2 separate regions of the Mus musculus genome follow, and region 1 is linked to region 2. The links are chromatin contacts, found by Hi-C or POLR2A ChIA-PET in ENCODE. All regions are on one chromosome and are shown on one strand. The core of a region is the stretch at or near the end of the contact, and the rest is flanking DNA. Distances in the headings are between cores, read along the strand shown.

The links. Hi-C counts contacts between places; a loop is a spot of excess contacts on that map. ChIA-PET counts read pairs that join two places held with the same protein, here RNA polymerase II (POLR2A).
Region 1: a map of v-Abl transformed pro-B cells shows a loop between it and region 2 (2.2-fold over the local background). The contact joins two enhancer-like sites. A Hi-C loop is called at or near these places in 3 of 37 maps with a recorded cell type or tissue (left cerebral cortex, regulatory T cell and v-Abl transformed pro-B cells). POLR2A ChIA-PET finds 5 or more read pairs at or near these places in 1 of 5 experiments (Patski).

Annotation. Positions count from the first base shown.
Region 1 is chr13:43,545,730-43,548,429 of GRCm38, reverse strand. It overlaps Mcur1 (mitochondrial calcium uniporter regulator 1), which reads left to right. Exons shown (of 9, transcript NM_001081059.3): 7 at 2,689-2,700. Among named protein-coding and RNA genes, the nearest start is that of Mcur1, 13 kb to the left of the region's middle. Within about 2 kb of position 1,389, at least 1 of the 3 ENCODE cell types and tissues checked has a DNase peak (open chromatin) inside an H3K27ac peak, as active enhancers do.
Region 2 is chr13:43,502,203-43,505,036 of GRCm38, reverse strand. No RefSeq gene overlaps it. Among named protein-coding and RNA genes, the nearest start is that of Gm32939, 13 kb to the left of the region's middle. Within about 2 kb of position 1,398, at least 2 of the 3 ENCODE cell types and tissues checked have a DNase peak (open chromatin) inside an H3K27ac peak, as active enhancers do.

The sequences.
Region 1 (2,700 bases), core at 140-2,639, 43 kb before region 2:
CAAAGATAATAGAGTGTATGTTACACAGATGTTTATAAGACAGTTACACTCAGTCGTAATCTATTAAATGCTGATTTAATCCCCACAGCCCTAACTGAAGTTAGCTGATTTTATGACTTAGGTAATATTACCATCATATTACATTCTACATTGAACTTTGATAAAGCTTATTTCTACATTGTCTTTTAAATGATATGAGTAGTTGTGTGTTTCAATAGATAGATGTTGCGTTATTCTGGTGGGGTTGGTTGGTTGGTTTTTGTTTTGTTTAGCTTTTTCGCAGTTCTGAGACTCAGACTCTAGGCTTCATACTTTCTACTGTGATACCAGTGACACAGAACCCCCGACCCCTCACCCCCCCCACACACACTCTCTTTCCCTGGGCTACAGTACCCCTCCACACTCTATTGACTTTTTATTCCTGTCTGAGTTCTCCCATCTTCTTGCTCAGACCCTCCTTAGCTTGAGTAACATTAAAGGTACCTTTGTTACTTGTGGCGTAAGAAGGCTAGGGCGTGTGGAGCGTTTTTTTTTTTGTTTGTTTGTTTGTTTGTTTTTTTTTTTTTTTTTTTTTTTTTGCAGTAGCAAGACACGGCTCCCATGCAGAGGAAACCGCACAGCTCTTCCTGCTCTGGTCACTGCTGAGTTCGTCTTCAGTCCTTATGTCCCAGTGATGCCTGAAGCTAGAACTCAGACAAGTGTGTGATCGCATCTGAACTGCCTTGCATTTCAGCGGTTACACTGAGCTTTGTTACCCGGAATAATGGCTGTCTCTAACGTGATGCTGTGGGGTCCCAAGGATCTAGTCACGTAGCCTATAGAAAGCTTCCGTGAACTCCTTGACTAGTGTCTAAAAGAGAAACTCTTTGCTAGGTTTTGCTGTAATTCACTTGGTTTAGGAAGGTAGTGACGTGGTTGTGCAGAACCGGGGTGGAAAGAAATATATCTCAGAGACTGGGAGAGCTCCAGGGAGTAGAGATGCATAAAAAGTAGAGGATTTACCAAGGGAGGGAGCCGGCATCAGTGCCCTGAAGCACAAGGCAGGGCTGCGTGGCACCACTAATAAATGTCTGAGCTCCGTAATGCAGACGCAGACAAGGGATTGGAATTCTTTATCTTTTTGGTAAATTAGGACTAAGGTTGTGACTCGGTGGAAGAGCACTTAACTGGGCATGTGCAGAGCTCTGGGCTTGATACTCAACACAGCCAACAAAAAAATAGGCTGTGGTAATATTTACAGCAGATTTCTACAGCTGGTCCAGAGGTCCAGGAGATAGAGCCACAGATATGTGGTTTTTTTTCAATTGTGACATTGTGGAGATGTAGGCCTTTCTTTTCCCTGAGTATTTGCTGCACACTGCACTCTGCCCTCTGCTGGTGATCTGAGGAATTGCACTGATCTGAAACCCAACTTATGTAATCAGCTAGGTTCCTTGGTCACGGGCTGGTCCTTAGTTCAGGGTTCCAGAGTTCGGGGGCGTGTTTTTACTTCTGACCACTGCATTTTTCCATTGATTGCTCCAGTAGTTTGAAGACAATATTTTATAGGTATAAATTTTTAGGTACTTGAAGGGCATCTAACATTTTTCCTGATAACATTGTTGTCTTTAAACTACAGGTTGTACAGGTTGCCCTTTGCTAAGTTAGATACTAATGCTCATTACTATGGAAACATGTCTGATTTTTATTTTATTGTCAACAGAGCAGTACTAAGTTTTTTTTCCTAGCATTAATAGCTAACAGCTTTCAGGGACGTTGGGCTGCGGTTTCCCACAGCAGAGATTCTTTTGAGTGTTGTTAAGACAGCCTGGGAAGCCTTGCTGGGTCTCGTGCATCCATGTTATTCTTTACAGCAGTAATATATCTTGTTACAGAGTTATATTTCTTGAGCTATTTTTTCCCAATATTATACTGCTTCTATAAATGTCAGTGATGTCTGTCATACTTGTAGTTATGGGAGTATCATTCCTAAATTAAATGGTGCCCCTCCCCTTTATCAGCCCTTCCAAACCCGAAGGCACATAGATCTACACCCATATTCATGGGACTCAAGAAATGCTGTTCTAATCGTAGGCAGGACCCAGTGATGTCACAGCCAAGAGATTTTAAAAAAATAAAATAAAACAAGAAAGAGAGAAGAGAAGTGGAAAGGGGCCACACACCACACCATCAATGCCTTGGTTTCTTTCTGGTGCTGTGAGAAACACCATAACCAAAGGCAGCCTGGGGAGGACAGGGTTTATTTCCGTTTACAGCCTGTAGTCACCATCGGAGGAAGTCGGGGCAGAGACCTGGAGGCAGGAGCTGATGCGGAGGCCATGGAGGGATGCTGCTTACTGGCTTGTTCCCCATGGCTTGCTCAGCTTGCTTTCTTAGAGAACCCAACCATCAACACAGTGAACTGGGCCTTCCACATCAATCATGAAAACGCCCCCCAGGCCAGCCTGGTGAGCCATTCTCACAACGGAGGATCCGTCTTCCCAATGACTCTAGCTGTGCCCGGGTGATATTAAGCCAGCCACACAGTCAGTGAATATAAGAAGCTTAAACTTCAGAGAAAGAGCAGGCGGGCAACAGTGATCAGGGTGTCGGTCTCCTGTTAGATGTTCCAGGACACAGTGAGGACTGCGTGTTTAAGGCACCGGAAGGAATGGATGAGACTCTAAGCATGCCGCATGTTTGTTTCAGTACTCGCTGAAC
Region 2 (2,834 bases), core at 149-2,648:
TGCTAGAAAAGTATGATACTTTGGGTATACCTGTAGCCTTTATCTGTGTTATGAGACCTATCACCTTCCACTTAAACACCTCTTTTCTTTTTCTTTTTGCAGTACTTATGATCACAATATGTGAGAGAAGAAAGAAAGATCTATTGATTGGCTCACAGGTTCGGAGAGTTCTGTCCATGGTCTTGCGCTCCTGATACTGGGCCGTGGCCACAGTAATGTGTGCAGGAGTCTGTTCAGCTCCTGGTGACAGAAAGCTGAGAGGGGGGTGGGGGGAGTGGGAGGGAGAAGCCAAGACACTGAGGCCACCTCACCACTAGGACACACCCCCTAGTGACTGACTTCCCTCAGTAACCCACTACTTCAACCTTGGCCCTATTGTCCAAAGCTTATTTTAATCATTGTATTTTTAAATTTTTTAAATGACAAAATTCCTTTTAGTGTGTATGCACGCGTGGTGAGTGGACAGGATATGTGTGTGGTGGGTGTCGGGGTGGGTAGATACATCTTTGTAGGAAGTTAGAGGACCCCTTACAGGTAGTTCTCTCCTTCCATCCTGTGAAACTGGAGGTTCAACCTCAGGTTACCAGGCTTGGCAACAAGCCCCTCCACCAGAGGTGCTCTCTCCCAGGCCCACACAGCCCAAATCTCAATCTATCCCCCCAAAAATAGCATCAGCATCAGGGAGCCAAGCAATCAACACCTGAGCCGATGGGGAAAAGTTGACACTCAAACCATGACTCCGCCTTTTCTGTATTTCTCTGACAATCTCGGATGGTTCTTGAGGGTCCGTCATGATTTTTCTCCTTTGTCTCCACCCAACGTGATGTGTGTCAGTACACTCCTTCCTCAAAACAAACAAACGAACAACAACAACAATCCAGGCAACTGTGTGCGAATGCTACCTGAAAGAAAAAATGACCAAGTAAGGCAGCAACTAACGTTTAGACCTTAAAAATTGCAACGCAGAGCTAAACAGGAGGCAAAGAAAAATCCAGGATGCATGTTTTTAATGTGCCTGAAGACATTTATGTTTCAGCAAGAACCGCATAGCAAAACCATATTATGAGAAATGAATCGCCTAATTTTGCTCCTCCCAAGAGACAGGCGCCGATGCTAATTATTACCAAATGACCAGTGTGACTGGGTTTCCATCTCTTTTGGTCTTTCTCCTAAGCCTGGCTCAGGGAGGCGAGTCTCAGAATAGGCCAAGTGAAGGATTCTGAATAAAACACTGCGAATTAAGTCCACGAAGGTGATAGCCATGGCGACAGGGTGAGCGTCCTCCAGAAGGAAGCGGTTGCCCAGGGAAGGGGGGAGGGGGGAGTGGCGGAGTGTGGTTTGAAACAATGGTAATCCGATGAAGAGGCAGCGGCCAGCAGCGGCAGATCCGATCGAACAGTGGCAGCAAGGAGGCCTGAGTTTTGTGAGCCTTGCCTCTCCCTGCCCTCACCACAGCTGGGTCTTGTCATCCGCAGTCCCCCCCTTCCCCATAACACTAAAGAAGTCTCTCTAGGTGAAGCCTCGCAGCTGGTGATACCAGAGCAGACTCGCCTGCCTCGCCTCGCTAACCCGGCTCTCTGGGGAGTCACATTCCTGTGTCTAGCATTAGGCTAGATTACCTCTTGTCTTTGTATCGGTTCCCTTTGTAGCTTTCCAAAAGGAAGACTGTGATTATAATTATTATTTACCAAATCAGTTCGCTCCCGGGTGGTGGAAGAAAGGACGTTTCTCCTACCACCCTCTTAAATCCATTTGCCTTGTTTATATGAGGACAATCTTGCTATGGAGACCAGGCTGCTCTTGAATTTGCAGTCTTCCTGCTTTAGCCTTCTACGTGCTGGGACTACAGGTAAACCTCACCATGCTAGGCTCAAATTCGTTTATCTTGGCATATATTGTAATATTTATGCGGGGGCAGTACTCCCTTGAGTCAAGACCTTATCCATTAAAGTTATTAAACACGTCAACGGTGCTTCTCCTGTGCCGGGCGTGGTCTCTCTCCTGACCTGTGTACAACTCATTTAATTAGGGCAGAAACTCTGCATGCAGAAGAGGAGTCAAGAGACACATGGTTGGGAATGGTGTCCTCAACTGCACAGAGTTCTCTTGTTTGTGTGTGTGTGTGTGTGTGTGTGTGTGTGTGTGTGTGTGTGTGAGAGAGAGAGAGAGAGAGAGAGAGAGAGAGGGAGAGAGAGAGAGAGAGAGAGAGAGAGTGTGTGTGTGTGTGTGTGTGTGAGAGAGAGAGAGAGAGAGAGAGAGGGAGAGAGAGAGAGAGAGAGAGGGAGAGAGAGGTATGTTTGTGGGTGTGGCACACCATATGCCACAATACACAAAGTTTGGAGGTCAGAGCTGATCCTCAAGTGCTAGAGGCTAGATGGCCTATGAACTTCCGGATAGGAGCCCAAAGATTACAGATAAATTCACTACTCTACTGTATATAGCTTTTAAATTTTGCCTGTGGGAATTCAAACTCACACCATCAAACTTCTACAGCAAGAATGTTGCCCACTGAGCCATCTCCCCAGTCCTAGATTAATAAAATTTCAGCCATAAGTGTTGATCCTGCCTATAACTGCCTAACATACCCATTATACAGATGGAGGGATTGAGGCAAGAAAGGAGTCAGAGAAACTCTCTTTGCTAAGGGTTTGATCAATATTTTAATAACTATATAGTAAGAGTCAAAGTTTGATTTTTCAAAAATGAAACCTAATTAATTCAGCTTAGTTGCAAGGGTAGGTGTTTCAAGAGGGGGCTAGACTTTATATCACCTTTAAAAGTGTATGAATTATCAAATTATTTCTAGGAAAATTCATTCTAGCACATTAAACTAG